2 separate regions of the Homo sapiens genome follow, and region 2 is linked to region 1. Evidence: read pairs that join two places in POLR2A ChIA-PET (ENCODE). Cell type or tissue: HCT116. All regions are shown on one strand. Links, peaks and the distances in the headings refer to the core of each region. The heading gives the core; the rest is flanking DNA.

Region 1 (12,420 bases), core at 2,294-10,293:
CCTAAGATAGAAGACTGAAATCATTCTCTAAATATTTACTTCCAAATTATATATAAATATATACTTAAAGGATTAAATACCTAGCTCAAATATGAAAATCAAAATGGACTGGATATGTGTTTTCAAAAGTTATTGATCCCAATTATTACCGAGTAACATCTCTAATAATCCAAGGCTCCAACATTCACTTTCAACTACTACCAATAATATGTTTCTACTATAAGTATAAAGCAAGTATCAACCACTTTCAAAGCCAATCTAACTCTCAGACAAGTGCTAGTGATTCTGTAAACTGTGGTTCTCACTCAAGGTAAAGTGGTTTACGGTGTAAATGTGCAAATCAGTGCAAATCAGTCATCCTGAATAAAGGGATTGGATTTTTTTCACCTAATCTAAATTGGCACAGGTAATAGGCCTGAATTGCTCATTAAATCTGAGTGAGGGTGTTTTCAATTTAACTGTTCTAGAATTTTACAGATTAATGTGCTTTGACTTGCTTTAAACAAAGTGAGATCTCTTGAATCTTAGCATTTAAGGTGTTTATATTTGCTCCATAGTAATGTTTGAAGAGGATGATAAATTTTTATCAGAGTCGATACCTTGCTCAAGATATAATAACTTTAACTGGTGGTTAATCTTCCATCTTAACATAAAATAGAAGTTATAATGTACTCAGTTTAGCATATCTGTTCTGACTATGCATAAAGTCTGCAATTCAAGGAACTGCTGCCAATAAAAGGCAGATAAAAACAAATTTTCCGTAAGATACATTTCCCTGCAATATCTATCATGTTCCAAATTTTATTTAAACAGCCTAACATAAGCCCTTTTAAGCAATTCTATTGGACTCCATTTTAAGATGATGACCTAACACAAATATGCCTATATCAGCAATTGACACAAACACAACTTTTGTACTCAGATACAAAATGACTATATGTTAATTTAGTGCCCAATTTGAGAGAATCAAACATGAAATATCAAATCAATGGGAAAAGAGATCTCAGTAGCCTCAATTAATGATAGGAAATATTCAAATGAGCCATAAAATAGTACTATTTATTACAAAATTATCAAGGAAGAAGATTCAAAATAGATCAAAACAAACCAGCCAGCATTTTTTTCACTTGGATTAAGGTTGCTCCAACAACAGATATTGATTGAGCATCCACCAGATTCTGTGTTCTTTTCATGTCATGACTTGTAGATTTGTTCTCTATCTATAATAAAAATGTATGTATGCTGTATTTTAGAAAAGATAAAATACATACCATTTTATCTGTCAGTTTTGTTTTGCTTTTTTTCTGATACAGGGTCTCACTCTGTCACCAGGGCTTGAGTGCAGTGGCACAGTCATAGCTCACTGCAGTCTTGACCTCCTGCCTCCATCCTCCCACCTCAGCCTCCTGAATAGCTGGGACTACGGGCATGCATCATCACACCTGACTAATTTCTTTTGCTTTTTGTAGAGATGAGGTCTCCCTACATTGCCCAGGCTGGTCCTGAACTCCTGGGCTCGAGTAATCTGCTTACCTCAACCTCCCAAAGTGCCGGGATTAAGGCCTGAGCTACTGCATCCGGCCTATTTTAAAAATAAATAAAAATAAACCTTTGGGGAAAAAAAGAAAAGATAGAAAATATTCCTCTCAAGCATTTTAACCTATGATTGGGGTTCATCAAATAATTTCATTTGAAAAGGAATAATTCTGGCTTCTTAAGTTCAACAGATGGTATCTTCCAGATATCCTTGCTTCTTTCTTAACTGATAACTATGAAATACTAATGATCTACTTGTTTTAATCTGGGAGGAGGAACAGAAATAAAAGTAGTCTTTTATTGGATTTCTTATTGAACTATAATTTTTAAAATATTTCCATTGTATTAAGTGCAGTTGAATTAACTTTTATTTTGTTGTTATATTTTATATACTTCCAGACACAAGAAAACGCAGATGTTGGTAAACTTAAGAAAATATCTGTTTTAGGATAAGTGGGAATGCTGATATAGTCAAGAAACATTTTTTTATTCAACATTTACCTACAGCAAGATATAAGTTAATAATGATGATGATGATTAATACTTAGAGGATATTTATTGTATAATGAACACCACTTTAAGCATATTACATGTATTTAATAATTTAGTTCCCATAACAACTTTATGAACTACTAGAACCTGCATTTTACACGAGAAACGGAGATATTTTCAAGTTCACAGGCAGCAAGTGGTAGAAGCAGGACTCTAATACAGCAGCCTGACACACAGTCCATGCGTTTCATGAATTTACCAGTGTTTTCTAATCTGCCAACCATGACCCATTAGTAGATGGTAACATCAGTTTAACGGGGTGCAACTAGTGGGGTTATTTTTAATAAAATAGAAGACAACAGAAAATCAAATGCAGTACCCGGGTTGGCTGTGTGGGTATACGACCTGTGCGGTCACACAGGGCCCTGCTCTGAAGGGCCCTACCCATTGATTTAATGCTCCACTATCACCAACCACGTTAAAATTCTTAATCATTTTATCCTTGAACTTGTGTGCTTTGTAAGTGAAGTTCAATGAAAAACTGGAGCAGGCTCATGAGAAGACATGGGTGCAATATGTGTGTGTTTGTGGTTACCAAGCAAGCGTGTTAGGTCAGCATCTGAACAAGGGGTGAAGGAGTACAGAGGGTGCTCACAGCCCCTAGAGGCCACACTTTCTATCAAAACCAGAACTTGCTTCCGAGGAGGAAAGGAGACAATGGCATTCTAAGAAATAAAGATGACCAAGGATAATTCTGTCCTGTTCTTTCTTAATTATATCAGCCAACCTCTTACACTGAAAATGACAAAAGAGAAGGAAAGTGAAATATAAGGCTACCCATCGCTCCTTTTCTTCAGTCCTTACTCAACAGTAAGCCTAAGGTAAAGAGGGTTGGTAGAATGTATACCTATCAAGAAGTAAAATAAAAACAGTTGAGTTAGCTTTGTACAGTATTTCCATTCTTCTAATAAGAACAAGATGCATATGCAGGTACAAAATAAGAAATACCAATTGTGTAATTTCATTAATTTCATGCTCTTAAGTTTTGCACTTAAAATTGGCATTGCACAATAAAAATAGTAAAATTAGTATTAATAATGGACATTTTTAATTTTTATTTACTCAGAATGACAGTAAGTAGCAAACAAATTAACAACAACAAAAAAACAAATCCATGACAGGTCAAGAAGCGGAGAAGAAATGGAAAAAGACATATGTAACTACTTTTAGCAGCATTCTTCCCTACTTTTTGAACATGAGGTCCTACATCTTCATTTTGCTCTGGACCCCACAAATTATGCAGTCAGCCCTGGAAGGGTAACTGTCATTTCACAAAATTTTTATTTCATGAAACAAATACAGTATATGTGAGTATTCTGGATCAGGATGTAAATTTTTATCATATTATGTATGGGTCACAGTCAGAAAGCTGAAAAACCACTTCACTACTACATTAGTCTGTTTTCATACTGCTATGAAGAACTGCCTGAGACTAGGTAATTTATAAAGAAGAAAAGAGGTTTAATTTACTCAGAGGTCTGCACAGCTGGGGAGGCCTCAGAAAACTTACAATCACGGCAGAAAGCGAAGGGGAAGCAAGTCACATCTTACATGGCGGCAGGAGAGAGACAGAGAGCAAGAGAGCGAGAGCGAGAGAGTGAGCGAGCGAGCGAGAGAGTGAGCGAGCGAGCGAGAGCACATGCAGGGGAAATGGTCACTTTTAAATGATAAGATCTCATTAGAACTCCCTCACTATCATGAGAACAGCATGCAGGAACTGCCCCTATGATCCACTCACCTCGTGGGGATGACAATTTTAGAAGAGATTTGGGTGGGGACACAGAGCCAAGCCATATCATCCACACTGGAGAAAACAAAAGGGGTACAGACCTTCTCTCTTCATCATCCTAAAGGATAATTCACTTAAGAGGGCACCTTGATTACCTGAGTTTTAGCTCCTTGTTATGTTCTGTGTCATAACTAAACTCCTCTGCCCAACTTCTAAGACCGTCAGAATTTGGCCTCACTTCAGCCTTAACAACACGTCCCACAGCTCTGCAACTAGACCCCTCAACCCCAAAGGGACTCGTGATGTCTGCTCACTTGCCTGTCCTCCTCTTCTCTGTCCCCAGAGCTCCTTCTCACCTCTGCACTCATACAATCTCCTCACAGCCATGTTTTTCCCTTCAAGACACAACGTGATGGCCACCTCCCCAGAAGTCTTCCACATCTCTGAAGTTTTTACACTTATTCTCTGTACCCTAACAGTACCACATGACAGACAATTTAGATGTTGCTACAGAGAGGAGACGACACTGTTTCATATCCACTTCCCCCAAAGCTCTTCACACACAACATGGTCAGGTTACATACAGCACTCCATATGGAGCTAGGACAGGGAAAGCAACCTAGTTTTGTTTTTGTTTTTAGGATGTCTACTACGTGCTAAGTCCTTGCCTCACAATTACCTGTGAAGTGGATATTTTTAGCCTACTTTATGGATAAGGAACTTGAAGTTTAAATAACATGCCTAAGGCGGCATAGGCAGGAAGTGTTTGAGCCAGGGGTAAGGCCCAAGTTTCTCCCTCCATGATGCCTTTTATTACACCCATCGTTATCTACAGAACCTTGGAGGAAGCATCACCACTGTTAAGGCACTCAACTGCTAAGTACACCAACTAGACCAAATCTGAACACATGTTTTAAGAGTCATAGGGGAAAGCTATGTTACTTTGAACTTTTAGGCTGCTTCTGAAGTCATGGATGAGAAGAAGCAAATTCGAAAGTTAAAAATGGAAATAGTAGGTCTGGGTGGAGAGATGGCAGGGGCAAATGAGGGTGAGTAACTTTGAGCTCATCTGGGGAAAAGGTGAGAAAAAGACAAGAGAATATTCTTTACAATAAATCACAACTGTAGGGCAGTGTACAAATTAAACTTTGGAGGAACAAGAGAGAAGAGAGCCATTAATTTACAAAGGGAAACTCAGGCATAGAATATAAGGTGTGATGAGTTTGAGTCTAGCGGGCGCCTTGAAGAGACTTTGGAGAAAGAAAAAAGCTTCATGTTTTTTGCTTAATGAAAGAACAGTCAAGAACTTTACCTGTGAGCTTTTCTTTAAAAACTGCAAACTATTATTGAATGTTCTAACCATCTTTTAGGATAATTTTTTTCCAGATGAAGTCAAATTATATTCTTTTTTCCTAACTTAGGGTTTAGCTGTTGGAATCCTTCTGTAAAAGGCATAATTGCCAAAATAACCACAGGTTTAATACCTGATTATATCAGAAATCTCAGTGGAAATAAAAATGTTAATGTGGGATATGGGTATAACATGCACTAATACACAGTATGAGAACATCTGTAACTTTGTTTTTATTCTTAGCTCAAAAGTTAAAAGCAAGGGGTTTAATTTCAGGGTAAAGAAAGTGAAAAACCATCTGTTTTCCTTAGATGTTCCTAAAGCTTATGTATATTATTTCTCGTTAAAAATAAGAACATACTAAAAAGTTGAGCTACAGATATAACAATAGCATATCCATAAGGCAATAGAATACGCTACAATACAAAATAAAAACAAGAATTGAATAACTGTTTAAACAGCGAAGTTACAAAGTTCTATTATTAAAGCCATTATTATTTCCAATCATATTTGCTTATTTGAATATATTTTCCTTTTTTAAGCAGTATATTTCCTTTTTCAGCAAATAGCTGAACTTTTAAGAAAAAAAGACTGATTAAAGTGTATACTCTTATATGGGTATGTGTGTATAAAAAACCTGATTTTCTCCTTTTCAAAAAGTCAGTGGCCAAATGAATTTAGCACACAATAATGAATTCCACAGCTGGGTTTAAATGGAACATGGCAAACCTATATCAGAAAACTTTTGGAAAAAGCTATTAAGATGAAGCTCATAATATCATTGAAACTGTGCCTGCCTGAATTGACTTCATTATGAATACAATTCTAAGAATATTCACACAGTCCAATTTTACATTTAAATGTATGACACATTGTTCTTAAGTACATTTTAAGCTGCACATTTTAGAACTAGATGATGAAACCACGTGCAATTTTATGGTGTGGTCACAAAGGACACCTAGGAGAGGCTGACATTTCTGTACACGAGTGAGTGAGGCTAACTCTACGCAAACATGAAGAGCGCTTTGTGGTTCCTGCTTCAAATGGCATCCAGAAAGTCATATTTTGTGTATCGAGCACTCTCTCTCACTTTCCCAGTTTATCTATTTTGTGAGACTCATGCAGGTTGCAACAATTTTACTTTAACTTTGGAAAGGCCTTTGAATTGCTGGAGGTGGTACACTCTAGCAAATGAATAACTGAATAAATGCATAAATGATAGATAATCCCCAAAAGAAAATTCTACATTAAGTAAACAATCCATGTAAATTTTTTTGCATATCCGACTTACCTCTTTGAATTTCTTAGCTTATCAGAATAAGCCATAAATGGCATTGGATAAGGATCATGCCAACCAGTCTTTATAAATTACCATGTGTCTGAGGATCTGCAGCTAACAACAGTTGCCACTTTGGCCAGTGTAACCACCAAAATGGTACTTACAAAGAAAAGTACAATTGATGCAGAGAGCAGATGTCTATGACCATTACATATCTGAAAGGGCTTAACAGTTCAAACTGTTCTTAAACTTCAGTGTGCCGAGCTTTCCCATCAATGGGAAATAAAAGTGAAAGTTTCTATTTCTAATGACCTTGACCTCATCCTTGGTCTTTCTCTTAACACTGAGGATTGTGACAATCTGGATCAACTGCAGATGCCCACCAGGCGCACAGATTCCCGCCAACCCTCTCAAGACAGAAAAAAAAAAGGAAGATTCAGGAAAGTTTTCTCCCTGACAGTCAGAGGTGGTGTAAAACTGGCATCACCAGAGTTCACCGGGAATGGGCTCTCTATCCAGCTTTGCAGTTTATAAACACTTTCATCAGTTCATTCGTTCATTCATTAATTCATTCATTCATCCATTCATTCATTCAGCTGTTCATTCTCTGAGCACCAACTCTGTACCAACCACTGCCACTGCTTCTTAGACTCTAAAGATACAAAGAACCAGAGCCCTGCGCTTCAAAAGGAAATGGCTATGTATGCAACTGGGCACACTATGTGTTCTCATGGTCTAATAGACATCTGCCAGGGGTACAATGGTGCACAGAGGACAGAGCTGTTAAACACCTAAGATGAAGAGCTTACTAATATGATCTGCTCAGTGCTCTTTAACTGAAGCACTTGGTGAGCGTGTGTGTGCATGTGGTGTGTACATGCATGTATATGTACACACACATATGTGGTGTGCACTGGTGCTCAAAACTCAAAACTGGGGTGGCAGAAGCCGGAAGGTAAAAGGCTTTGTAAGCCCCCTCTCAGGAATGTTGCCCAAGGATGAGAGGGAACCACTATGGAAGATGAGCTCACAATGACCTTCAAGCATTCCTTTCTCCAGGAAGCCCACCCTGGCCTCCCAGTCTGCTCTCAGCTACCAGCTCCCTCTTCTGTGATCCCACAGCATGCTGGATCTGCCTCTATCATAGGTAGCACTTACCACCCAGACTATACAGACTGATTAACTCCTCTACGAATGCCCTGACTCACTTAAATTCTAAATATTACTTTAAAAGAGCCTTAAAGAGGAAGTTTTAAGGGAAGGGACCACGTCTTATTCATCTTTATATCCTTAGCATCTAACAGAGTTATGCAACCAATTAAAAACATAATAAATGTGTGGGTGCGTGTTTCCATCAGATTGGTGCTTTAGAAATACTCCTCTCAGAGCCATGTAAGAGCCAGCATAAAGAGCAATGAGAATGAAGAGGTTTAAGTCTACTCCCAAGTCCCCTCCTCCAATTTGGGGGTCCCTCCCATACCCAGATTTTTATAAGTGGTTGCTAGGTCTAAGTCCCAGAAAAAAAATGTGAAATTGCATAACTGCTGTGGGACTCTGGGTGCTTTTTTTAAATTTCAAGAATGGAACTAAAGGTACCATTTCAGTTAGATATACGATGATAATGAAGCTGTCAGAAGTAACTCCTGAGCACCTGCAACATGTTCAACAATTTGTTAGGTGCAATCCATCTAGGAGAAGCAGTAGACACAAATAAACACATCTTCTCCTGACCAGAAAAACATGCAGTTAAACTTGATACACACACACACACACAAATATGTGTGCATATCTGCATATACATACTGAACGTAGATATGAAGATGGATAGAAAGCTCACAAAAGAACACTAAAAACTGAATATTAGCCTGTGACTATAAATCAGTCAACCATGCTCAATGTACTAACCATCTCCCCTTCCTAAGCAGTCCTCAACACCAGGCAGTCAGATTGTTTTAACTCTTCACTTAAATGGTATGAAATTTCTAATGTCAGCAAGCCTATGATTTACTTACATTTTATATATTACATTAAAACAACTCTTAGAAAGTTTTCACACACACACAGACACACACAAATATAATGTCCTGAGACTATAGCTCTTTGATAGGTCTGAAATTATTTTTTGTTTTTTAATTTGACTACCTAATTCAGCCTAAATGAATTATTCCCAAAAAATCATAGCAACTGATTTATTTTAAAAATCATGTGCTTCCATTAATATCAGAACAGTAAAAACAGTCAGCATATTATAACAAAATCTAATACAGCAATTATTCACTACTACACACCATTGTGAACCATTTACATCTAATATTTTAGCCTACAAGTCTGTCTCCTACCACTTTCTCTTGCTTGCGTCCTTATCAAAAATCAGTCAGCAAATATTTATTCCTTACTATATGTGTGATCAGCATTATGTAAGGATAAAAGATGTCTAAAACATAATACTTGCCCACAGTGGATTTATATTTTAATCGGAAATAAACATCCATTGATTCATAAACTTCCACAGAAACCTATGCCTCAAATCTCCAAGATTCAGGTATTGTGGTAACATTTTGGATGCAAAGATTAACAAAAGACACAGTCCCTGGCCTCAAATAGATCATCTTCCTAATACATAATAATTTACATAATAGATGCCACAATAAAGGTGTGTACAAAGTGCTAATAGTACCATAAGAAAAGAATGATTCTTTCTAAGGGCTCAATGAAGTTTTCCCAGAGAAACTGAAATCTGACCAGGCTCCCACAAGGCTTTCACAAGCTGTGTGGTCACTACTATGGCTGGACCATCCCCTATGTGAGCATGAGGGATGAAAACTGGAGCAGACTATGGCAAGACTTGCATCCAAAAGAGACAGGCTCCACTCTTGTCAACAAGAAGCCACCAAAATTTCTAAGAATGATAGGACTGTGATCCTATCTGTGTTTCAGAACAATAATTTGTGACAGTGTCAAGAATAAATTAAAGGAGAACAAAAGTGGAGGCAGACAACCCCTTAAGCAGGAATGCTCATGGGCAGAGAGAATATGATCTAGGGTAATGGCAGCAGAGTCAAGAGGTGGAAACTGATTCCACAGCTATGTTGGAAATAGACCGAACAGTATCCTGTGGGAGGTAGCAAGGAAGAAACACAAGCCAAAAGGTGACTCCGAGGTTTCTCACTTAGGCATCTGAGTAGAATATACAGGGAAGATATAATTAACAATGATCCACAAAGAATGAATTTGATTTAAAATCTCTTAAGTTTGAAAATCCTGTGACATCAGTTCACATACTCGGGAGGCAGCCAGGATGTCAGAGTAGTGTTCTGGGAGATTTGGAGTGTAGAGATACCGAAGAGAAACTGCTTGTGATATAAATCTTAGAACATGACACAAAGATACACAGAGAAGGGGATTGATCTTTCTTCTCCGACTGAGAAAGAACAAAAAGATGGAAAAGCAGCAGACGGGAGTATGACAAAAACTAAAGGAAGGGCATTTGAGAAGATGGCAGTGTACCCACAAAATATCAGCATCATGTACTGAGTTAATTAGGCATTAAATAACAGAGGTGCCTTTTTGAGAACTTCTGGATGAGATGCCAGTTTTGTGACTCAGTAAGTAAATGTGAAAGGTTAAGATCAGAGAGGGTGAAAATTACAAAGTCTTCCCAGGGAATTTGTACTCCCACTGGGCCCTTCTATGTGGTCTGTAGAAAAGAGAGATGGGAGAACAGGACATTCCAGGTAGGAATTAGAAATAAGAACAAACCACTGAAGAAGCAGGGATTATCAAGAAATCTAACTAAAGAGACCCATCTTCTGAGATGAATGTTGAGGAATGAGAGACGAAGCCAGACCCGTCAAAAGAGTTACACTGTGGAGCACCCTGAGGGTTAATCAGAGACCCTGGACAGATCTGAGACAGGCCATAGCCATGCCCACAGGTCCTATCTGCCAGGTGTTCCCTGCTCCTAGAAATAACCGACCACAGCAGCCCCAAATTATTCCTGGCAACTCTTTCCACACTAGCCCCTGAACTGCTAACTGGCTGGGAATGACAGAATCCACCTGCTGGTTTTGCTAGCAGCACATGATGCAAACAACAACCGTCTGCCCGTTTATCAGCTGACCCTGCCTGACCAATATTCACAATGACTGTCTCCCGATTAATCTGGTAAACAGAAGGGGGCAGGTCAAAGATGTCCAGGGGCTTACCTCTCAGAACATTCCAATTAACCTATCAGGACAGGAAGGAAGAGATTAAAGACCTAACTTTCTCACTGCTTTCAAGTTGCTGGAAGATGGTGATTCTCCTACTTGCTGGTTCTATCTTAAAAGCCTGCCACCTCCTTCCTTCTCTTCTGCAGTTTGTGCAAAATTACTCTTGTTTTAATTCATAGGTGGAAAGTTGGCAAGCTTCAATAATTTTCTTTCACAATTTCTACCAAACACACATAGCAGCAGATGAGGTGTGAATTATCAGTATCTTAAATAACTGAAGCTAATGAACAAAAAGAGTTTAGCTCTTAAACAATTAGGTATAAATCAGCTCTGGCTTCTTTTTGGAATCTGGAAGGCTCTTCTTACTGCAGACAAGAGCAAAAGGTTACAGCAAATTTGTAGAAATGTCTGCACCCAGCTTGCAGAAATTTACTCATTGGTTTTTTAAATGAAGGCACTGTTTACAGCATTAATTGGAGATTTTAAGCAGCAGGTGGTAGGATTTCATTTTATTTTGTAAAGTTAAGTCTAACGGTTGTCAAATGGCCTGGGTCGAAGTGAATTATTTTGAGTTTTTTCTCAAGCTCTCTGAAATGAAGCTTTTACTGCCTGCCAAGTAATGGCCTTCTTTTGCCATGTAAATGTGGGATCAATCTAGTTTTAAACAGAAAGATTTTTCTAATGCATTTTTGGTATTTTTCAAGCTGTGATACAGCTGATAGGAGTTCTGATAAAATGTGAATTACAGGAAATTCATATTTATAAGCATTTCCAAGTCATTTTAGAGCAGTGACTTTTAAACATCTGCTAATGAAGAATCCTGAAAGCAGCACTGTGTACTAACTTCGAATATTTCCTACCTCTGTTTCTTTCCTTAACCCAGGCTCTGATGGAATAATCACATCTTGGGTCTTGCCATCCTGAGTCTGGTTTTGTGAGCTCGTGGTCACTGTCCACAAAGAGGATGTGACTCAGAGTGGAGAGGAGAGGTGGGAGTCATAGGTCATAATCTCTTGAGGGGGCTGGTTGCCTAGTAGTTCTAGTTCTGTTGTGGCCACTGCTAGATTTCACAATCATACACTTCTGAAGTGCTTTCTGGTTCTGTTTTTGGCTTTTAATTTTCCCCCAAAGAATACCAGAAATCATAGCACTGCTAAGTAGATGCGTTGTGAAAACATATAGACAGGTCTCCCCTTGCTCTTTCTGTATTGGTTTCCTACAGCTACTGTTATAAGTTACCACAGACTTGGTGGCTGAAAACAACACACATTTATTGTCTTACAGTTCTGGAGGCCAGAGTCTGAGGCACATCTCACTGGGCTAAAATCAAGGTGTTGGCAGGACTATGTTCCTTCTGGAGGCTCTAGGGCAGAATCTGTGACCTTGTCTTTTCCTGTTGTAGAAGCCATCTTCACTCCTTGGCTCATGGCCCCCATCCATCCTTAGAGCCGGCCATGGCTCGTGGTCGAGTCTTTTTTACATTATCTCTCTGCTTCTAACTCTTCTACCTCCCTGTCTCACATTTAAAGGACCTTATGATTACATTGGACCCACCACAGTAATTCAGGATCATCTCCCTATTCCAAGGTCAGCTGATTAGCAACCTTAATTCCCCCTTGCCGTGTAACATTTATCCACAGATCCTGGTTTGAGTGAGAATCTTTGGGGGCCGTTATTTTGCTTGCCACATTCCCATGAAATCTTTCAGGAAAAAAAATGCAAAAAATTTTCATGGTAGACATTATCAAAGTAAACTAGCCAG
Region 2 (12,420 bases), core at 2,145-10,144, 170 kb after region 1:
TCCAGGGGCTTCTTTCGTATTTTCACACTACTGACAGGCTAAATTTCTCCTCTGACCTTAATTCTACACAACCTCAGAACAAAGTATTCTTTTCTTTTTTTCTCTTCAAAAGACTCTCACTATCCTTTAATACCAACAATTGTGTTTAGATGGCCAAGTGTCTGACTCCATCTCATCAAAAGGCTGCTGCTGGTATAGTCCAGTTTGGACTATCAGTTTTTTAGTCAGTAACTTTCATGGATTTTTTTTTAGTTCATGGACAGTTACTGAGGTCAAACAGTACTATCTCTTACTACTCAGAGGTTTTTGTTTTATTATAGGGTAAAATGTCTTAAGTCACCGTGAATTATAATAGCAGACTCATGAAAGAAAACTACCCCCTAGGCTGGGCATGGTGGCTCATGCTTGTAATCCCAGCACTTTGGGAGGCCGAGGCAGTGGGATCACCTGAGGTCGGGAGTTGGAGACCAGCCTGACCAACATGGAGAAACCCCGTCTCTACTGAAAATACAAAATTACCTGGGCGTGGTGGCGCATGCCTGTAATTCCAGCTACTCAGGAGGCTAAGGCAGGAGAATTGCTTGAACCTGGAAGGCAGAGGTTGCGGTGAGCCAAGATGGCACCATTGCACTCCAGCCTGGGCAACAAGAGCGAAACTCTGTCTCAAAAAAAAAAAAAAAAAAGTAAGAAAACTACCCCCTGCTGCGAACAACTAAGAGAGAAGTTAACCATTACAAAGTAACAATTGTGCAGGAAATTATGTCACTGATACAGAAGTTACTGGTTAACTGGAGTCCAGTTTCTGGAATTAATGGAAAGGGCTACTTTAATGAACTATGATGTTCTGATGTCAAAGGTTGAAAATTTTAATTAAAAAATTTTGTATCAGTTGATAAGACTGTGAGCAGCAGAGGAGATAATATTATTAAGGATAGACATCCTAATATTTTCTACTCACATATATTGGGTTCCAGCTTACTCAAAAACTACAGAAGATTCAGTAATTGCCCAATATAGCATTTTTCAACCCCTCAGTTTGGGAATCTTTTTGATCATTTCCCAGTGACATTTTCAGATAATACAATGAAACCATACTGCATGTAGATTTTAAAAGCACATTTTGAAGCATCTTTATGAATAAAAAAGTTTTAAGAACATTTAACTTAAAAATGCAGTAAAATGTTACTCAGCACACCCTGAACCCTACCTAAATGTAATTTTTCAACCATGATCAACTCCATTTTAATCTGAGGGAGACAAATGGCAAAACGAATATCAGGAATTTACTTAAACCAGAGGAGGAGAAGAGAAAGGAAGAAACAGGCCGGGCGCAGTGGCTCACGCCTGTAATCCCAGCACTTTGGGAGGCCGAGGTGGGTGGATCACGAGGTCAGGAGATCGAGACCATCCTGGCTAGCACGGTGAAACCCCTTCTCTACTAAAAATACAAAAAATTAGCCGGGAGCGGTGGCGGGCGCCTGTAGTCCCAGCTACTCGGGAGGCTGAGGCGGGAGAATGCCGTGAACCCGGGAGGCGGAGCTTGCAGTGAGCGGAGATCGCGCCACTGCACTCCAGCCTGGGTGACAGAGCGAGACTCCGTCTCAAAAAAAAAAAAAAAAAAAAGAAACAAATCACCACACTTCATTTTTTCCCAGATGCACTTTTTTTTAATTGTTATTATACTTTAAGTTCTGGGGTACACGTGCAGAACATGCAGTTTTATTACATAGGTATGTGCGTCCCATGGTGGTTTGCTGCACCCATCAACCCATCACTTACATTAGGTATTTCTCCTAATGCCATCCCTCCTCTACACTCCCACCCCGACAGGCCCCAGTGTGTGATGTTTCCCTCCCTGTGTCCATGTGTTCTCACTGTTCGACTCCCACTTATAAGTGAAAACACGTGGTGTTTGGTTTTCTGTTCCTGTGTTAGTTTGCTGAGAATGATGGTTTTCAGCTTCATCCATGTCCCTGCAAAGGACATGAACTCATCCTTTTTTATGGCTGCATAGTATTCCATGGTGTATATGTGCCACATTTTCTTTATCCAGTCTATCAATGATGGACATTTGGGTTGGTTCCAAGTCTTTGCTATTGTGAATAGTGCCACAGTAAACATATGTGTGCATGTGTCTTTATAGTAGAATGATTTATAATCCTGTGGATATATATCCAGTAATGAGATTGCTGGGTCAAATGGTATTTCTAGTTCTAGATCCTTGAGAAAACACCACACCATCCTCCACAATGGTTGAACTAATTTACACTCCCACCAACAGTGTAAAAACATTTCTGTTTCTCCACATCCTCTCTAGCACCAAGATGCACATTTTTTTCCACATCTTTAAATCTCTGAAATAAGGATGTGCCTTACAGTCAATGAACTCTTACAAGTAATTGTCCTGGCCAGGTGGTGGTCACGGCATAGGTGATTGCATGAGCAAATCAGAACTTCATCATACTGTTCACATTGTCATCACTTTAGATGAGATGTGTGCATGGTTATTATCTCAGATGTTAAGTTTAACTGACTTTTACAATGATTTTTGATGTTGTTGTTGTTTTGTTTTGTTTTGTTTTTAGCGGTAGCAAAGTTTATTGTGAAGAGCGAAAGGACAAAGCTTCCCCACGGCACAGAAGGGGACCCGAGCAGGTTACCTGATATTTTTTAAGATTACAACACGATTTAGAATTGAAATAAAGTTTTAGAAATGCCTTAACTAAAATTTTGCTTGCATTTCTCTGTTAACGTAAGAGAATGTTATATTATAAAAATATATGTCCAAAAAAGAGAAATAAGAAAAAAATCTATGTATAAGTAAGTCTAAAAGAATACTTGGCCAGGTGCAGTGGTTCATGCCTATAAATCCAGCACTTTGGGGAGGTTGACGTGAGAAGCTTACTTGAGGTCAAGAGTTTGTGGCCAGCCTGAGTAACACATTGAGACCCCTATCTCTACAAAACATTTAAAAATTAGCCAAGCGTGATGCTGTGTACCTGCAGCCCTAGATACTTGAAAGGCTGAGGTGAAAGGATCAATTGAGCCCAGGAGTTCAAAGTTACAGTGAACTATGATTGCACAACTGCACTCCAGCCAGGTTGACAAAGTAAAACCCTGTCTCTTGAAAAAAAAAGAATACTTTCAGTAAGTATAAAATTTTTGAAAATCTATGTCATAAGAAGGCACTGTGTCATCATTTAATCAGAAAATTTTTTCTTTGTTAAGGGTACATTAAAAAATGGCACATCTTGTAATCACAGTTACCTTAGACTATAGGGAGTCATCCCAGGCTGTAGATCGCAAATCTCTCCTACAGAATTACATGTACAACTGGATGCTGCCACCACTTGGCCTTTCCTAAAAAGTCTATGCTCAGCCGGGCTTAGTGCTCATGCTTGTAATCCCAGCCCTTTGAGAGGTCGAGGCGGGCAGATCATTTGAGGGCAGGAGTTCGAGACCAGCCTGGCTAACATGGTGAAACTCCATCTCTACTAAAATAAAAAATTTGCTGGGCAGGGTGGTGCGTGCCTATTATCCCAGCTACTTGGGAGGCTGAGGCAGGAGAATTGCTTAAACCTGGGAGGTGGAGGTTGCAGTGAGCAGAGGTCGCAGTGAGCTGAGATCGTGCCACTGCACTCCAGCCTGGGCAACAGAGCGAGACTCCATCTCAAAAAAAAAGAGTCCAGTTGCCATCAACATTTCTTCACCTTCGAAATCACGAAGTTTCCCAGTAGAGGAAGAAACAAAGCTGGTAGCTGTCTTCTTAGGATCTAGCCATCTTCCTTTACAGATGCTCTTCAATTTACAATGGGGTTTTGTCCTGATAAACTTACTGTAAATGCAAAATATTCTAAGTGAAAATGCACTTAATACACCTAACCTAGCAAACATCACAGCTTAGCCTAGCTTGAACACATTCAGAAGATTTACATTAGTCTACAGTTGGGCAAAATCATCTCACACAAAGCTTATTTATAATAAAGTGTCGAATACCTCATGTAATTTATTGAATACTGTACTGAAAGAGAAAAACAGAATGGTTGTATAGGTACTCTTTTTCTTTTCTTTCCTTTTTTTGAGATGGAGTCTCACTCTGAAGCCCAGGCTGGAGTGCAATGGCGCAATCTCAGCTCACTGCAACTTCTGCCTCCCGGGTTCAAGCGATTCTCCTGCCTCAGCCTCCCGTGCAGCTAGGATTACAGGCACCCACCATCATGCCCAGCTAATTTTTTTATTTCGTAGAGACAGTGTTTCACCATGTATGCCAGGCTGGTCTTGAACACCTGACCTAGGTGATCCCCCTGCCTAGGCCTCCCAAAGTGCTGGGATTGCAGGCATGAGCCACCTTGCCTGGCCGTCCTATGGGTACCCAGAGTATGGTATCTACTGAATGCGTGTTGCCTTTACAGCATCATAAGTCGAATCACTGTAAGCTGGGAACCGTCTGCACTCTCATCAACCACTTCGATTGTAAGATATTATGGAAACTAAAAGTGAGTTTATCTGACATGAGAACTAATTCTAGGGTATTCACCAATAAAAAATTATATTTATAAACATAGCCCAGATCACCAAAGAATCACTATTTACTGTTGCAGAAAAGAATAATACAGTTTAGAAACACTCCCAATCAGAAGGGTTGAAAGAAACATGGGCTTCAGGTTAGCCGATGAACAGTTAGCTAGACTATTCATCAACTAAACCTGAAACCCATGCCCTGCACTTGCTGGCTCCCTGAAGTTCTGCCATCTCGTATCAAAATTTGGATACTTTGAGACCCTCCCTTAGACATAGCATTATATTAAAATGTACATTTAGCAACATCATTTAAAAGAAATTTTTAAAAATTAAAAGGTGCAGATACCTCTCCATCAGTTTTAAAACTTCACTGCCGGCCAGGCACAGTGTCTTACGCCTATAATCCCAGCACTTTAGGAGGCTGCGGCAGGCGGATCACCTGACGTCAAGAGTTCGAGACCAGCCTAGCTAACATAGTGAAACCTTGTCTCTTCTAAAAATACAAAAATTAGCTGGGCATGGCAGCGGGCGCCTGTAATCCCAGCTACTCAGGAGGCTGAGGCAGGAGAATTGCTTGAACCCAGGAGACAGAGGTTGCAGTGAGCCGGGATTATGCCATTGCACTCCGGCCTGAGTGACAGAGCAAGACTCCATCTCAAAACAAAAACAAAAACAAAAACAAAAAACAAACAACAACACACACACACACACACACACACACACTTACTTCACTGCCATGTCTGGTAAACTGGATAAAGTCAGAATCTTTCCCAACCTTCTCAGAAAAGTGAAATCAAATTCTTCTCAAATCATTCTAGATGAGACATGTCTGGGCCTGGCTTCACATTGATCATGTAGGCAGAAGGCAGCAGAAAGTACAGAGGCATATCCTGTAGTGAACCGGGTTTCTAAATAGATAAAATGGTGAAATTTAATAAATGGTACACCATGTCTTACAAAGTTTTACTCTATTTAATTCTAGCTCCCAAAACTAAATTATGTTAAAGTCATTTCTCATGAAATTTGCTATATCATTCTTGGCTGTTATCCAGAGCCAATTCAAGCATATTACAATATGAAGTGTGTGTACATTTATTTTTTAGCACAGAACAAATGTACACTTGTTAAGATCCACTATATTTACAAGCCAGAATCTCAAACATTTTGACAGAAGTTAAATGCTTATAAAAAGAAAAAAATGGGCTGGACATGGTGGCTCATGCCTGTAATCCCGGCACTTTCTGAGGCTGAGGTGGGTGGATCACCTGAGGTCAGGAGCTTAAGGCCAGCCTGGCCAACATGGTGAAAACCCGTCTCTACTAAAAATACAAAAAATTAGCTGGGCATGGTGGTGGGCACCTGTAATCCCAGCTACTCCGCAGGCTGAGGCAGGAGAACTGCTTGAACCTGGGAGGCAGAGGTTGCAGTGAGCCGAGATTGCGCCACTGCACTCCAGCCTGGGTGACAAGAGAGAAACTCCGTTTCAAAAAAAAAAAGAAAAAGAAAAAAATGCTACCTTACATTCAACACCTTCTCAATATACCCATCAATCTCATATAAAGGTAGAGGCTGCACCAATTATCAACTGTCACCATATGCCACGCATTTTCTTCAAAGTAGAGAATGTTAGTTTTAATACTCTTATTCTGAGAAATTATTTTAAAATAGCTATGTGATGCAGCAATCTTTCACCTTGAGGTACTATCTTACAGTACTGATTTCAAAAATGGTAACTAAAAAAAAGAAATTCAGTGTCAGGCAGCATGAGCTTAGATTATAAGAAAGGAGATGTGTTCAGAGTACTGATGTAAAATCTAGTTATATTTCTGATTTCTAGATAGGAATTAACTCTCTCTGACAATCTTATATTAAAATACAAGCACGTATTAAAATAGGTAAGAATAGCCGGGCGCGGTGGCTCACGCCTGTAATCCTAGCACTTTGGGAGGCCGAGGCGGGCGGATCACAAGGTCAGGAGATCGAGACCATCCTGGCTAACACGGTGAAACCCCGTCTCTACTAAAAATACAAAAATTAGCCGGGCGTGGCGGCGCGTGCCTGTAGTCCCAGCTACTCAGGAGGCTGAGGCAGGAGAATGGCGTGAACCCGGGAGGCGGAGCTTGCCGTGAGCTGAGATCGCGCCACTGCACTCCAGCCTGGGTAACAGAGCGACACTCCGTCTCAAAAAAAAAAAAAAAAAAAAAAAAAAAAATAGTTAAGAATAAACAAGCAAGCTTAGGAATAGTGCTCCCTCCTGTGGCCAAACTTCTTGAAAATCATGGGAAAAGGCATCTCCTGGAATCCTCAGATAGGTCATGGACACAGACCTCAGAGAAGCCCACCTGCCATTGTAGGTGCTGTTTTTAAAAAGGAAAATGGGCCAGGGGACTCATGCCTGCAGTCCCAGCACTTTGGGAGGCCTAGGTGAGCGGATCACAAGGTCAGGAGTTCGAGACCAGCCTGGCCAACGTGGTGAAACCCCATCTCTACTAATAATACAAAAATTAGCCAGGCATGGTGGCGGGTACCTGTAATCCCAGCTGCTCAGGAAGCTGAGGCAGGAGAATCACTTGAGCCCGGGAGGTGGAGGTTGCAGTAAGCCGAGATCCCACCATTGCACTCAGGCCTGGGCGACAGAGCAAGACTCCATCTCAAAAAAAAAAAAAAAGCTCACAAAGTTGGGATTTCATTTTGTGGTAATGGACACAATAAAACAGAACACATTTGAAGTCATAAAAGCCTAAAGAAAAATAAATTTAACTTAGTGCTGGAGTCTACTAACCGTTTTACAAATTTTAATATCTACCATATGTGAAGAAGATGTCTATGAACATTTAAAGGGATATAACTTCTAAAACAAAAGAAATGGTTTTGGGGAGGCCAGGTGCAGTGGTTCACGCCTGTAATCCCGGCACTCTGGGGGGCTGAGGTGGGCAGAACATTTGAGGTTAGGGGTTGGAGACCAGCCTGACCAACATGGTGAAACCCCATCTCTACTAAAAATACAAAAAACTAGCCAGGTGTGGTGGCACACATCTGTAATCTCAGCTACTCAGGAGGCTGAGGCACGAGAATCGCTTGAACCCAGGAGGCAGAGGTTGCAGTGAGACGAGATTGCACCACTTCACTCTAGCCTGAGTGGCAGAGTGAGACTCCATCTAAAAATTAAAAAAAGAAAAAGAAAAAAAAAGAAATGGAATGGTCTTGGGGTTTGTAGATCCTACTCCTTATTATAAAACACAGTGGTTCTCAACCAGAACCACTCCGAAGATAATAGCAATGTCTAGACACATTTCTGGTTGTCACAACTCTGGGAAGGGGTGCTACTGGGACCTAGTGAGTAAAGGTCAGAAATATTGTTAAACAACCTGCAATGCACAGATCACCTCTCATCCCCAGAAAGAATTATCTCGACCAAAATGTCAATAGAACTGAGGTTGAGAAATCCTGATATAAGAATATTCTACAATCATTTTCATGTGCAATCTACAAGCCATAAACTTTATAAATAGTATTTATTAAATTCAAAGCCAAATACATTTTCACTAAAACTCCAGCAATAAAATCAGAAATTCAGGAAATATGATTCTCATGAACTCAGTCTCATGTCTGATTACATTCTTTTAGGCTATTTTGTCTTATGATATACTTACAATGTTTAGCCGTTGTCTTTCAAAGTAGAAAATACAGGCCACATGAGGTGGCTCACACCTATAATCCCAGCACTTTGGGAGGCCGAGGTGGATGGATCACCTGAGGTCCGAAGTTCAAGACCAGCCTGACCAACATGGCAAAACCCTGTCTCTACTAAAAACCCCAAAATTAGCCAAGTGTGGTGGCACATGCCTGTAATCCCGGTACTCAGGAGGCTGAGGCAGGAGAATCATTTGAACCCGGGAGGCGTAGGTTGCAGTGAGTGGAGAGTGTGCCATTGCACTCCAGCCTGGGCAACAAGAGTAAAACTCCATCTCAAAAAAAAAAAAAAAAAAGAAAATACATTTCAGTGTTTTGGTCGATAGGAAGCATGAGATATAAATTCATATATGTATTATTGTCCCGTGGAGAAATGCTAAGAGAGTAAAATTGTTTAAATTAACTCCAGGTGGGTCTAAATGTTTTCATTAGAAAATATGCCTGCTAGCAAAAGTGCTTTGAGAGCAGGAGCAAAGAGAGAACAGATTAACAGACACATTGTCATCCCTCCAGCAACCAAGGAAAAGCAATTATTTTAGGACTGAGATCCCCAGCCTGGGATCCTTGTATCCTTAGGCTCGTGAAAATAAGAAGAGTCTGAAAGCTATTTTCACCATGTCAAAAATCATCTGATAACAATGGAACATTTATCTATAATAAAATAGATTAGTCTCACTAAAATGAAAAAATCAGTGTGTAGACACTTACTACATGGAAGTTCATTTCATCTAATGTAACGTGGCCGGAATTTCTATACCCTCTACAAAAAAAAAAAATACAAACAGTTCTTTAGGTTTAAACAAAAGGTTGCAAACTACTGGCCTGAAGAAACCAAGCCTTTAAGGTGAATAAGTGTGGAAAAGTAAAACCATAATACAATATTGCATCGACTTTGTTTCTCCAGTTTGCTACTTGCAATCTTCATACAGTGTTTGGTATATGATTACAAATGCAAATATTCTGGCTTAAGCCAGAACTTTAAAAAGGAGTAGAACCTCCCCCAAGTTCAGAATGGTGGTGATGGCAGTCAGAAAGCCCCAAGGGAAACAGCAGAGGGACTGTGAGACCAGACTTCTAAAACCATGACAGAGAACCATCCTCCCACATCAAAGCTGAGGATCTGCGTTGGTTTTTATGAAGGAGGCCCATGGGTTGTTTCATTATGGAACTTAATGAAAATTAGAGTGATGGTAACTTCTAACCCCTTTATTACAACCAGCCTAACCATCACTACTCCACCAAGAGAGCCAAAAGCATTGTGGTCTTGGGGTAACTTTACTATTTTATTTGGGCTTACCACCAATTAGGTAATACAGATGGTCTCTGACTTATGGTGGTTTGACTGATGATTTTGCAACTTTATGATGCTGCCAAAGTGATACACAACCAGTAGAAACCATCCTTTGGATTTTGAATGTTGGTCTTTTCCTGGGCTTGTGCTATGCTGTACAATATTCTCTCATGAAGGTGGGCAGCAGAAATGAGTAGAGCTCCCAGTCAGCCAGGTGATCACCAGGATAAGCACCCAATACTCTACAGTGTACTGTGTTGTCCAGTGATTGTGCCCAACCCTAGGCTAATGCACGGGTTCTGAGAATGTTTAAGGTAGGCTAGGCTAAGCTATGATGTTTGGTAGATTAGATATATTAAACACATTTTTGACTTATTATGTATATAGATATATCTCTAGTGACCAGGCGCAGTGGCTCACGCCTGTAATCCCAACACTTTGGGAGGCTGAGACAGGTGTATCACCTGAGCTCAGGAGTTTGAAACCAGTCTGGGCAACAGGATGAAACCTTGTCCCTACTAAAAATACAAAAAATTAGCCGGGTGTGGTGGCACATGCCTGTAATCCCAGCTACTTGGGAGGCTGAGGCACAAGAATCACTTGAATCTAGGAGGTGGAGGTTGCAGTGAGCTGAGATCATGCTACTGTACTCCAGCCAGGGTGACACAGTGAGACTTTGTCTCAAAAAAACAAAACAAAAGATACATCTATAGATAGATATAGATATGTAGATATAGCTATAGATAGACATATAGAGATATAGAGATCAATAGACATATCTAAATGTGTGTAAGTGTATCTATCTATCTATCTATCTATCTATCTATCTATCTATACATATATGTACTTTTTTGGGGTTTTTTTTGAGACAGGACCTTGCTCTGTCACCCAGGCTGGAGTGCTGTGGTACAAGCTTGGCTCACTGCATCCTCAGCTTCCTGGCCTCAAGGGATCCTCCCTCCTCAACCTCTTGAGTAGCTGAGACTACAGGCATGCCACCACACTCAGTAAATTTTATTTTTTATTTTTTGAAAAAGGGTCTCACTATGTTGCCCAGGCTGCTCTCAAACTCCTGGTCTCAAGTAATCCTCCCACCTCAGCCTTCCAAAGTTCTGGAATTACAGGAATAAGCCACTATGCCTGGCCAGATATTTTCAATTTACAATGGGTTTGTCTGGATGTAACTCCATCACAAATTGAGGAGCACCTGGACATACTAAGAGGTGACAAAGGGCCTGCCCTCCTCAATCTCCTTTGATGGCTCCTCCTCCACCTCCGCGGTGTTGTTTGGTGTGCCTTGGGGACTGTCCTGGGCCCCGTTCTCCTCTCTTTCCCTAGGGAATCCCCTGCGTTCCCATGGCCTCCCTTATTATCTATATGCCAAAACTCCTACATTTCTATATCTAGCCTAGACTTACTTTCTTCGCAGGTCTAGACCAATGTACCCAACTGTTGTTTTTTTGTTTTGTTTTGCTTTTGTTTTTGTTTTTTGTTTTTAATTTGCTTGTTTGTTTGAGATGGAGTCTTTGTTGCCCAGGCTGGAGTGTAGTGGCATGATCTCAGCTCACTGCAACCTCTGCCTTCCAGGTTCAAGCAATTCTCCTGCCTCAGCCTCCGGAGTAGCTAGGATTGCAGGTGCCTGCCACCATGCCCAGCTAATTTTTGCATTTTTTGTAGAGACAAGGTTTCCCCATGTTGGCCAGACTGGTCTCAAACTGCTGACCTCAACTGATCCACTCGCCTAGGCCTCTCAAAGTGCTAGGATTACAGATGTTAGCCACCATGCCCAGCCCAGCTGTTTATTCTGTTGGATATTTATGTGGCAATGTTGAACTCACCATGCTCAAAATGGAACTCCCAATCTAAACCATCACTTCCTCCAGGGTTCCCCGATTCAGCACACAGCATCATAATTCAGCATCTTGCTCCTGCTAGAATGATATAATAGGTTTCATCTTTATTTTCTGTTATGAACTGAATTGTGTTCTCCTAAAATCCATATGGTGAAACCCTAACCCCCAGTATCTCAGAATGTAACTGAATTTGGAGATAAGGCCTTTAAAGAGGTAAAGGCCTTATCTCCAAATGGGGTTAACTTTATTAGGGTAGGCAAAATGACTCTATTAGGGTGAGCCCTAATCCAATCTAACTGGTGTCCTTAAAAGAAGAGATTAGGACATGAAGAGATACCAGGGATGTATGCACAGAGAAAACCATGTGAGGACACAGAGAGAATATTGACATCTACAAGCCGAGGAGAGAGGTCTCAAAAGAAACCAACCCTTGATTTTTTAACCTTGATCTTGGACTACTAACTCCCAGAGCTGTGAGAAAATTAATTTATGTTGTTTATACCACCCAGTCTGGGATATTTTGTTATGGCAGCCCTAGCAACCTAATACATCTTCCTCTTATTAATCACCAAGTCCTACCCACTCTACTTCCTAAATATCTCTTTAGTCTAACTTCACCATATCCATTGCACCTGCCCTATCCCAAGCGCTGTCAAATATTTTATGGATGCCTGCTACATGCAGCCTTTCAAAGATCTCTCTGCTTTCACTCTCCCCTCTCTACAATCCAGCCTCCAAAAGGAGGCCAGAGCAATCATTTTAAAATGAATGTAGAATCTTTGCCCCTGGTTTAAAACCCTTCAAGAGTTCCCCATGTCTCAAAGAATGAAATCAAATCTCCTTGCCATGGCTGACAAAGCACGAGACCAGCATGACCTAGTCCCTGCCTACCCCTCTGGCCTTATCTAGAATCACTCCAGCTCCTCACCCACCTTGCTCCAGGCACAACTACCTCCAAAAGCACTAGTCTGCCCACACATTTTTCCCCTGGCTGGAAATTTTTCTTAGTTTCTCCTCTTCATCTGGCTCAGTGTGCCTCACACTGTGGATTAGGTTCCCATC

What was found. ChIA-PET counts read pairs that join two places held together with the same protein. Peaks named below come from ENCODE experiments on the same cell type or tissue, not always from the same donor. Only the 100,000 strongest peaks of a DNase experiment are listed, where the experiment ranks them.
Region 2: POLR2A ChIA-PET joins it to region 1 with 6 read pairs; 2 of 35 experiments call an interaction of 5 or more read pairs at or near these places.

What each region holds. Positions count from the first base shown.
Region 1 is chr6:24,217,205-24,229,624 of GRCh38, forward strand. The region is part of intron 7 of DCDC2 (doublecortin domain containing 2); the gene reads right to left. Among named protein-coding and RNA genes, the nearest start is that of NRSN1, 97 kb to the left of the region's middle. In HCT116, for the core only: no CTCF peak of the experiment used is centred there; a DNase peak (open chromatin) is centred at 6,107; H3K27me3 peaks cover 1,202 bases.
Region 2 is chr6:24,382,662-24,395,081 of GRCh38, forward strand. It overlaps a transcript of DCDC2 not described here. Among named protein-coding and RNA genes, the nearest start is that of MRS2, 14 kb to the right of the region's middle. In HCT116, for the core only: a CTCF peak has its summit at 6,796 (motif pointing left); a DNase peak (open chromatin) is centred at 6,790; H3K4me3 peaks cover 921 bases.